Linked DNA regions of Homo sapiens: region 1 is linked to region 2. A link is an interaction called in ENCODE POLR2A ChIA-PET data of the cell type or tissue named here. Cell type or tissue: endothelial cell of umbilical vein. All regions are shown on one strand. Each heading gives the region's core, and the rest is flanking DNA. Links, peaks and the distances in the headings are about the cores only.

Region 1 (2,500 bases), core at 1-2,500, 1.9 Mb before region 2:
CAGAAAGTTGACAGAGAATACCGATGCACTAGGTAGACCCTGTTTTTAAAAAAAAAAAATCCCCTGCTCTGCAAAGTGGCCTCTTCTTCAGAGATGTGGCATCACTGGAGGGTTCTCTTGGGGAAATGGTTAAAACACCTGGTGTTGGCTGGGTGCAGTGGCTCACGCCTGTAATCCCAGCACTTTGGGAGGCTGAGGCAGGCGGATCACAAGATCAGGAGATCGAGACCAGTCTGGCTAACACGGTAAAACCCCGTCTCTACTAAAATTACAAAAAATTAGCCAGGCGTGGTGGTGGGCGACTGTAGTCTCAGCTGCTTGGGAGGCTGAGGCAGGAGAATGGTGTGAACCCAGGAGGCGGAGCTTGCAGTGAGCCGAGATCGCGCCACTGCACTCCAGCACGGGCGACAGAGCAAGACTCTCGTCTCAAAACAAAACAAAACACCTGGTGTTTTGAAAAATCTTTACATTTTTTCTTAGAATTCCTAGGATAGAAAGAGTCTTCTTTGCCTTCAGAACTGCACTATAAGATCCTGGAAGAATACCACCCTGCCTTTTAAAAGACATCATTTTTGCCTTAACATTTTTCAAGGTGACATGCATTTGCAAACAGTACAAAAAAGCCAGCGCTGGGCCAGGCACGGTGGCTCACGCCTATAATCCCAGCACTTTGGGAGGCTGAGGTGGGTGGATCACCTGAGGTCAGGAGTTCGAGACCAGCCTGGCCAACATGGTGAAGCTCCATCTCTACTAAAAATACAAAAAATTAGCCGGGCGTGGTGGCACACTACTGTAATCCCAGCTACTCAGGAGGGTGAGGAAGGAGATTGCTTAAACCCAGGAAGTGGAGGTTGCAGTGAGCCAAGATTGCACCACTGCACTCCAGCCCCTGCAACAGAGCAAGACTCAGGCTCAAAACAAAAAAAAAAGAAAAGGAAAGGAAAAAGAGCCAGTGGTGAAAAGTGTGCCTCCTTCCTTCCTCCGGTGGCCCGCACTAACTTCCTTAGAGGTGATGCTGATGCTGTATGTTGGAGACGCTTCTGAGTGTCCTCGGAACGTTCCCACGTGCTCTCCAGGCCATGCTGGGCAGCTGGCTTTCCTCCCGTCTAGCTGGGATTCTCTCTCTCTCTCTCTCTCTCTCTCTGGCCTCTGCCAGTCCCTGGGTCTGAGCCAGAATGTGTCCCAATCCAGGAAACAGGTGTTGTTTCTGGTATTTCTTCTTTTTCTTTCATCTTTCTCCAAGAAGGAAGAAAATTGGCTAGTTTTTTGCTTTTCTGACTCCCTTAGTTTGGGACTGAGGTTTCTGTTATTCTTGTTTGGCTGTCATGGAGAAAAACAAGAACTTATCGGTCCCGTTTTCCATTTTTTCTTTTTCTTTTTTTTTTTTTTTTTTTTGAGACGGAGTCTCACTCTGTCACCCAGGCTGGAGTGCAGTGGCGTGATCTTGGCTCACTGCAGCCTCCTCCTCCTCCCAGGTTCACGCCATTCTCCTGCCTCAGCCTCCCAGGTAGCTGGGACTACAGGCGCCCGCCACCACACCAGGCAAATTTTTCTGTATTTTTAGTAGAGACAGGGTTTCACCATGTTAGCCAGGATGGTCTCGATATCCTGACCTCGGGATCTGCCCGCCTCGGCCTTCCAAAGTGCTGGGATTACGGCTGAGCCACCGCGCCCGGCCAATTTTTGTATTTTGGTAGAGACGGGGTTTCACCATGTTGGCCAGGCTGGTCTTGAACTCCTGACCTCAGGCAATCCACCCACCTCAGCCTCCCAAAGTGTTGGGATTACAGGCATGAGCCACTGCACCCAGCCTATTGGTCCCATTTTCTGATCTATTTTTCCCTCTTGCCTCTGGCTCTAGCCCACATCGGTGCATGTGTGTGTGTGTATGTGGGTGTGCATGTGTGTACGTGGTGTGTTTGTGTACACTGTGTGTGTATGTGGGTGTGCATGTGTGTACATGGTGTGTGTGTATGTGGGTGTGCTTGTGTGTACATGGCATGCATGTGTGCATGTGGGATGCATGTGTATGGGGCATGTGTGCATGGCGTGTGTGCACATGTCTGGGCATGCATGCGTGTGTCATGGGCATGCATGTGTGTGTATGCGGTGTGTTGCTCTGCAGGCCCCAGTGTTGGCCGGCCCCCCCGTCTTTCCTGTAAGTGACTTCCTTCCTAGGAGGCTTGGTGTGACTGGCATTCCCTGGAAAGGGAGGGGCGGATCCGCAGAACGGGCAGCTTCGGGGACACAGGGGCTGCTGATTGGCATTGTGGCTTGTTGGCCTTGGTGTCTGCGGGTGCACACCCACACAGAGCTTTTGAAATGGAATCCTGCGTGCCCAGTTCACAGAGTGAGTGACGCTGAGGAATAAGAACAGAGGGAACTTCTCAAGGAGAAAGGAAGAAAGGAGTTGTCAAAGATGGGCTGAGCAAAAAACCGTGCAATCAGCCGAGGAGGGGCCGGCAGCGCCTCCCTTCCTGCCCACAGAGCAGCCGCCTTG
Region 2 (7,469 bases), core at 2,661-5,160:
AGTTGACTTCAAACACACTGAGTTCCATCTTTGCCACGCAGCATTTTCTTACTGTGAGAATATTTCTTTGTCTGAAAGATGCATATGAGAAACCACTTAGAGAAACCCAGCCAAGTCCTGACACCTTTATATTTTCTTTAAATTTTGCTCAAAAATGGGACATTCCTTCATTATTTTATCTATATTACACACAGCTAAAAGAAAGCAGTTGCCAATTATGACAGTCTGCCTCAAAGTCTCTTCAGTCAAACCCACAAGCTCATGTGGTATATTTTTTGGTGTCCTGGTTTCCCCAAAGGATATTTTAACTAACGTTTCTGCTGCTACATGACAGCAGTCACTCTTTTCCATCTTTCCAGGTGTTCCCTCACTGAACTTTGAGACTTTACTATCAGTCTCATTGAGGTCTCTTAGCCCACACTTCCATCCCTAAGATGATTTCCCCAGTTTTAGGCTTTTGTTTCAGTAGCACCTCATTTCAAAGGTGCCGTTCACTTCCCAAGTAGTGCACCTGCAGTGTTGGGCAACAGAGAAAAAGTCCCTTTCTAATTCATACAAAGGGCTGGTGGAGGCCCAGGTCCCTCAAAGAAATTCTCCACTGCTTCACTTGTCCAAATGCCCCATCATCCAAGCCCAGCCAAAGTTCCTCTTCTGCTGTGTGGCCAGCCTTGACTTCTCCTCGCCTCTGAACTCCTTCTGTCTCATGTTAATCTTCTCTTGCAGCACTTTGTGTAGAGTTATTGGTTTATATATCTCATTATTCTCATCTTGGTAAATTCTGGGTTGCACAGTACGAGGTTTTACTCTGAATTTTCAGTACGCATGTGATAACAGAATGAGTAAGTCAGTGAATGAGAGTCCACTCCCTCTTGCTCCCAACTTCATTCTAAAATGATAAATAAATTAAAGTAATGGTTACATTCCAAGGGGGATAAACACCAGGCAGGTTGTAATAGATGCTGTTACCACATTTCACCAAAAATTTAAGGTAGCACCACTTTTAAGATGTACCACTATTTTATATGCTGTTAAGGAATGTTGGCAATTGTTTTATGTTCATTGAAAAAGAACCTCTTCATCACGCCCATGCCTTCTTCTACCTTTTTGAGCATATGAAATCTAGTTAGCACTGCCTCACTGTTCTTGTATACAAATCCCATTGTATCTGTCTTCTCTGGGTCTGTTTCTATTGATGGATTTTGACCCTGGGTATGAATCATATTTTCCTGCTTCTATGTGTGATAGTTTTTGATTGAATGGTATAGACATTGTGAAAGGTACATGGGTGGGTGCTGAATTTTTGGTATTACTTTGAATATTCTTGGGTTGTGTTGGAATCCTTTTGAGGATTGCTTAGAAGCCTCGTTAGTGTGGGTCCTTCAGCCTGGGGCTAATCTGGCCCCATTGCTGACACACTACCCTGCTGCAGCCTCCACGATGCCCTTTGAATTAGGAGGTCTTTCCACTCTGGCTTGTGGGAACACGAACAATCCCAGCCCTGTTCGAGCTCCTCCGGATGTTCTGCCTCCTCCTTTCTAGTGGTTCTTTTCCCCTCAGGTAATTTCTTCATAGGCATGCGTAGATCAGTGCTCAGCCACAGTTCTCTGGGTGGGTCTCCCTCTCGCCTTCTCTCACCCCATCTCTTTCTCTCCTCCCCCATCTCTTTCTCTCCTTCCCCATCTCTTTCTCTCTCTGTAGCTCCCTCTTCTCTTGTACTCAGCCCTGAAAATTCTGGTTGCCTTGGCTTCCCCCAACTTATAACTCAGTCTCTGCCGCAGCAAGACCCCGCCTTATCTGGGTACCCCCTCTCAGGCTCTGGCCTGGAGCTCCTCTCCAGACAGTAGCCAGGGGCTGGAAGGTCTCTCCTCATTAGTTTCTCCTCTCTCAGTAACTGCTGCCCAATTCTGACCGCTGTCCCATGTCTCAAAAGACATTTTTGCATATATTTTGTCCTTCTTTCTAGTTGTTTAAGGTGAGAGAGTAAATCTGGACCAGTTATTCTGTCGTGGCTCAAAGTGGAAGTCTTAGTTTTTGTTTAACTACAAATGCTTTTGTTTTACTCTCATTCTTGAAAGGTATATCATGGGATGAACAGTTCTTGTTGAAAGCTGTTTCCTCCCAGGTATTTGAGACCTCTGCTTCTCACGGCTTCCCCTATTGCTGTTTAGGTGTTGGTTTCAGTGCCGTTCAACAGTTACTCATTCTTCTCTCCAGTTGCTTTTATAATCTTTGTCTTTGAGAATCTCCAGTTACAACAGGTGTGTCCAGATGTGGTTTTCTTCAAACACACTCTGCTTAGATTCTCTGAAGCTTCAGAGTCTGAGAAATGGTGCCTTTCCATTCACATCTCTTCCCTATTACCTTGGCCCATTTAATCCACTTTTTTTCCTCCTAGAGCCCCAGTTAGGCCACGTGGGGCCTTTTTACTCCATCACAATGCTAACCACTAAAGAGAACTTATTTTTCACCCTTTGTCTGTGTTGCACTCTGGGTGACTTCTTCAAATATATCTTCCAGTTCGCTAATTTTATATGTATTTGCATCTAATTTGCTGCTTAGCCTATTCATTGTTTTCAAATTCATTTATTCTTTTTTATTCCTAAGATGTTTCTCATATCTGCCTCCTCAATTCTGACAGTGTGGCAGGGTGCGGTGGCTCACACCTTTAATTCCAACTTTGGGAGGCTGTGGCGGGTGGATCAACTGAGGTCAGCAGTTCGAGACCAGCCTGGCCAACATGGTGAAACCCCATCTCTGCTAAAAATACAAAAATTAGGCAGCCGTGGTGGCACGTGCCTGTAATCCCAGCTACACAGGAGGGTGCAGGAGGCTGAGGCAGGAGAATCACTTGAACCCAGGAGGTGGAGGTTGCAGTGAGCCCAGATCGCGCCATTGCACTCCAGCCTGGCGACAGAGTGAGACTCCATCTAAAAACAAAACAAACAAAAAAAACAGTTCTGATGGTGTCCCGTCCACTTATTTTTAACGCCACGTTTTAGTTCTTTAAACACATGGGTCACGATACTCCCAGGCCCAGGTTGGGCCGCTCTCTTCCTCGTCTCCCCTTGAGGCCGGGGACGTGTAGGAGTGGGGCCTTCGCACGGAGTTCTCCAGCGGACTTCTTCCTTTCTTGCCTTTCCGTTTTTTTTTTTTTTTTTAATTTTTAATTTTCCCGTTCCACCCAGACCCCTCTGGGGCGCGAGGAAGGTCCCCAGGCTGCGGGTCCCGCGCCGGCCCGGCCGCGCTTCTAAGGCAGGACTGCCGCGTGTCGGTCACGGTGTCGCGTATTCTCCGCGGGACGGACGTGTCTTCAGGTCCAACCCGCCCGGTGGGAAGCGCAGACACTGATTTTCCAGAAAAAGTCCTCCTTCCGTTTCCCGCACTGGTAGGAAAGCTGGGGAGAGAGAAGGAGTCTCACCGTCCTGGACCAGTCGGAACCACAGAGGCCGCTCCGGGTCCGGGGGCGACTTCCGAGTGGGGGAAGGAGGCCGGAGGGCGCGCGGCCGAGCCCAGACCCAGCAGAGCGCGCGGCCGCCCGCTCCCAGGTTTCCCTCCATCTCGGCCCCGGCCGCCTCTGAGGTTCTGGACCAAGCCCAGTGCCCGCTGCCCGCAGAAGGCCTCACTCTGGAGCCGGCGGGGAGGGCGGGGACGCGGCTGTCCAGAGCTCCGTGCCCGCCCCGGGAGTTCGAAGGGTGCTGGGGCCGAGGGGAAGGCTCTGGTCGGCGGCGTCAGCGGCAGCTCCCAGACGACCTAGGACTGCAAAGGGCCCAGGACGGGGGGCGGGGCGGAGACAGGAGGCGGGGCGGAGGCATGGGGGCGGAGACATGAAGGGGCGGGGCTGGGGCGGGGCTGAGGCAGGAGGGGCGGGGCTGAGGCAGGAGGGGCGGGGCTGAGGCAGGAGGGGCGGGGCAGAGCCTGAGACACCCCGCCCCGCCCCCCACCTCCACCTCGAGCCCGCCCCTCTCCCAGGCTCCTGCTCCAGGGCGAACCCGGGGGTCCTCTCCCATGGCTCTGTGGGGGACCCCGGGGAGGTCGCCCTGGCACGGGACACTGTCGCGGGGTAGGACCCGAGAGGGTCTGGGGCGGTCAGGCTTCATCCTGAGCACCGCCCGGGTGCAGGGAGCGCTGGGTGCTGGGTAAGCGCGCGCCTGCGGGAGAGGCGGAGGCGGGGGCGGGGGCGGGGGCGGCAGGGAGCCCCTGGGCACCCACGGCGGGCGAGGCGGCGGCTTCCACTCCCAGGGAGCGGGGGTTTCGCGCAGGGGACGGCGCCCGGCTTGAAATTTAGGAAATTCCGGTGTCCCGCCCGCGCAAGAGGCGCTGGAGCATTTCCAGGTCGTTATAGGGCCCGGCCGCGTGGGGACCCCGGGGCAGATGCGCACCAAGCCTGGGACGCGCCTCCCAGGCCCTGCCCGAGAAACCCTTGCATGCGTGGGCACACACACAGAGATACACACAACACTCCATATGGACACACACACACACACAGATACACATAACACTCCATATGGACACCCACACACACTCCACATAGACACACACAACACTCCACATAGACACACACATAGATACACACCACTCCACATAAGACACACACACAGATACATACCACTCCGCATAGGCACACACACACATACACAGGTACACACAACACTCCATATGGACACACACACAGAGATACATACTACACATAGACACACACCATGCACAAACCACACACACATGCAACACTCCACAGACATACACACAGATACACAGATACACCACGCCACATAGACACACCATCACACCACACACACAAAACACATCACATAGAGACACACACCACACACATACAAGATGCCACATAGATACACCACACACAAACCACACACACACACCTCATAGACACACAAACCATGCACACTATGCACAAACCACACACACGCATACATACCCACAACACACCACATACACACCATGCATACCACACCCACACTCCACATAGACACACAAACCACGCACACATACATACACACAACACACCATATGCACAAATCACGCACCAGCCACACACACAACAGGCCACATAGACACACACAACACGCACACCACACACACAAAACACTCCACATCGACACACAACTCACGCACAAACCACACACACACAACATGCCACATAGGCACACACACCACGCACACCACACACACACAAAACACTCCATGTCGACACACAAATCACACACAAACCACACACACAAAACACTCCACATAGACACACATACCATGCACACCACCCACACACAAAAAAACACACCACATAGACGTGTTAGGTAGTTAGACACACATCAGCAGCTGGGAGAGGGTAAAAAGGAGAACAGAGAAGCTGTCATTAAGCCCCTGGCCCACCTAAGTTCAGCCCCGAGCCCGCCCTAACTCCACCATGAGGGACGGAGTTTGAAGTGAAACCTGTGGCCAGCATGTCCTGTGGAAGGGGAAACCAGGGCACAGGTAGAAATCCCTAGAGCAGCATGTGCCCAGTGACCTAAAACTGTAATAACATTTACATGTGGCCCCCCCACACTGGGCTTTTCTTAATGAATTATGGGTAAAAATATGCACAGTTTAATTTTAGCTGTGTCACCATAAGCTGCCAAATGACATCAGCCTGTCACTCAGCCCAAACCTCAGCTACTTCTCACACCCCACAGAAGCACCTTGAGCTCTGTAACCAGGTGCTGATGTCACTTCTCAGAAATCAGCCTGCACACCCTCTGAGACAGTATTACTGGAAATTTCAATCAACCTTGTTTTAAGCTTACATTTTGGTGTTTGCAGTTCTTTGCTCACTGTCACAAGAACCCAGATTGCTGGTTCAGAGCTCTGGCTCTGTGGATCTTGTCGGTTAAAAAATCCATCCGAACACAGAATTCTCGGTAACACACACACAATACACCAGGTGGACATACAACACACACATGCACAAGGATGTTCACGATGACAGTGCTTGAAATAGAGGAAAACAATGCGTCCACATTTCCGTCAGTCAACCGTGGCCCGCCTATGGCCACCCGTCCATAGGGTCTGGATGAGGTCAAACGGGGGCCCCGTCAACAGCACAAGAAAATCATCAGCCAATTTTGCTTGGGAACAAGGGTGCAAAAATCTAAACTTACAGAAATCACTACACAAATCTGACAGTGATTTAAAGATAACACCCGGTGATCAGATAGGAGTGCAGGAGTGCAGAGCGGGCTGACAGGGAAACCTGCGCCTGTTGAGGCAGGAAAATTGGGTCTGGAGGCAGGGAGCATAAGGCAGTTCACACTTCAGCTACCACAGGAAATATCCTCTCCATAGGGCATGGGCCAAGTAAATGACTTTGTAACTTCACTTCATCCTCTCCAGTTACATAGGGTGTACCCCCAAGAAGCCCCATGGCGCCATCACTCCACGGCCCCATCACCCCACGGCCCCGTCGCCCCACGGCCTCGTCGCCCCACAGCCCCGTCGCCCCACGGTCCCATCACCCCATGGCCCCGTCATTTCAGCACTGGCGGCTGCTCTGCCCTGGGATGCGCCTGTCACGTGCAGTGATTTAAACATCAGTGAGGTGATTGATTCAAATACTGCGTACTCTTGCTAGTATTTTCCTTGCATGCTGATATGGTTTGGCTGTGTCCCCACCTAAATCCCAACTTGAATTGTATCTCCCAGAATTCCCACGTGTTGTGGGAGGGACCCAGGGGGAGGTAATTGAATCACGGGGACCGGTCTTTCCTGTGCTATTCTCGCCAGAGTGAATAAATCTCACGAGATCTGATGGGCCTATCAGGGGTTTCTGCTTTTGCTTCTTCCTCATTTTCTCTTGCTGCCGCCATGATTCTGAGGCCTCCCCAGCCATGTGGAACTGTAAGTCCAATTAAACCTTTTTTTCTTCCCAATCTCGGGTATGTCTTTGTCAGCGGCATGAAAAGGGACTAATACACATGCTTTATTGGTGACCAGGAGATGTTTTAAATTTTTCTATATGATTGTGGATTTCTCTTCTTCTTTCTTGGACTCTGCAACTTTGTTTTCTGTAGTTTGAGGCTGGCATCTTCCCGTGGGCTGGGCCCCATGCCACCAGCTGACCCTGGTCTGCTGAGCTCCTTGCCCGTGGTTCCTCTGCTTGGTGTTAATGCAGCCACCCCAGCTTTCCAGACCTCCCTTTCCATTTATCTTTCTGTGGCCTTACATTGAGGGTGTGTCTCCTGCAGGATCCAGTGTATCTTTATCTTTGAATTGAACTTTCTGGTTCTTTTGTTTTGATTCCATTATCTGCGTTTGAATTCTGGCATTATGAATTGTTTTCTGTTTTTCCTACTTGTTCCCTGTTCCTTCTTCTCCTCGTGGCTTCGATTATTTTTTATTCCATGTTTATCCTCTCTTAGCCTGCCAGTTATGAATTACTGTTCATTCAGTAGTTATCCATGTTAAAGTCCAGTGTAAAT

The links. Peaks named below come from ENCODE experiments on the same cell type or tissue, not always from the same donor. Only the 100,000 strongest peaks of a DNase experiment are listed, where the experiment ranks them.
Region 1: POLR2A ChIA-PET joins it to region 2 with 8 read pairs; 1 of 35 experiments calls an interaction of 5 or more read pairs at or near these places.

What each region holds. Positions count from the first base shown.
Region 1 is chr21:43,724,896-43,727,395 of GRCh38, forward strand. The region is part of intron 1 of PDXK (pyridoxal kinase); the gene reads left to right. Among named protein-coding and RNA genes, the nearest start is that of PDXK, 7.0 kb to the left of the region's middle. RefSeq lists enhancers at 36-195, 1,779-2,500. In endothelial cell of umbilical vein, for the core only: no CTCF peak of the experiment used is centred there; a DNase peak (open chromatin) is centred at 1,186; H3K27ac peaks cover 1,405 bases.
Region 2 is chr21:45,586,821-45,594,289 of GRCh38, forward strand. LOC107985485 (a long non-coding RNA gene) reads right to left here. Exons shown (of 2, transcript XR_001755092.2): 2 at 1-3,394. It overlaps LINC01694 (long intergenic non-protein coding RNA 1694), which reads left to right and starts at 6,834. Exons shown (of 2, transcript NR_146912.1): 1 at 6,834-6,888. RefSeq lists an enhancer at 2,820-3,320 and silencers at 3,592-3,661, 3,702-3,851, 3,862-4,351. In endothelial cell of umbilical vein, for the core only: no CTCF peak of the experiment used is centred there; no DNase peak of the experiment used is centred there; H3K4me3 peaks cover 821 bases; H3K27me3 peaks cover 185 bases.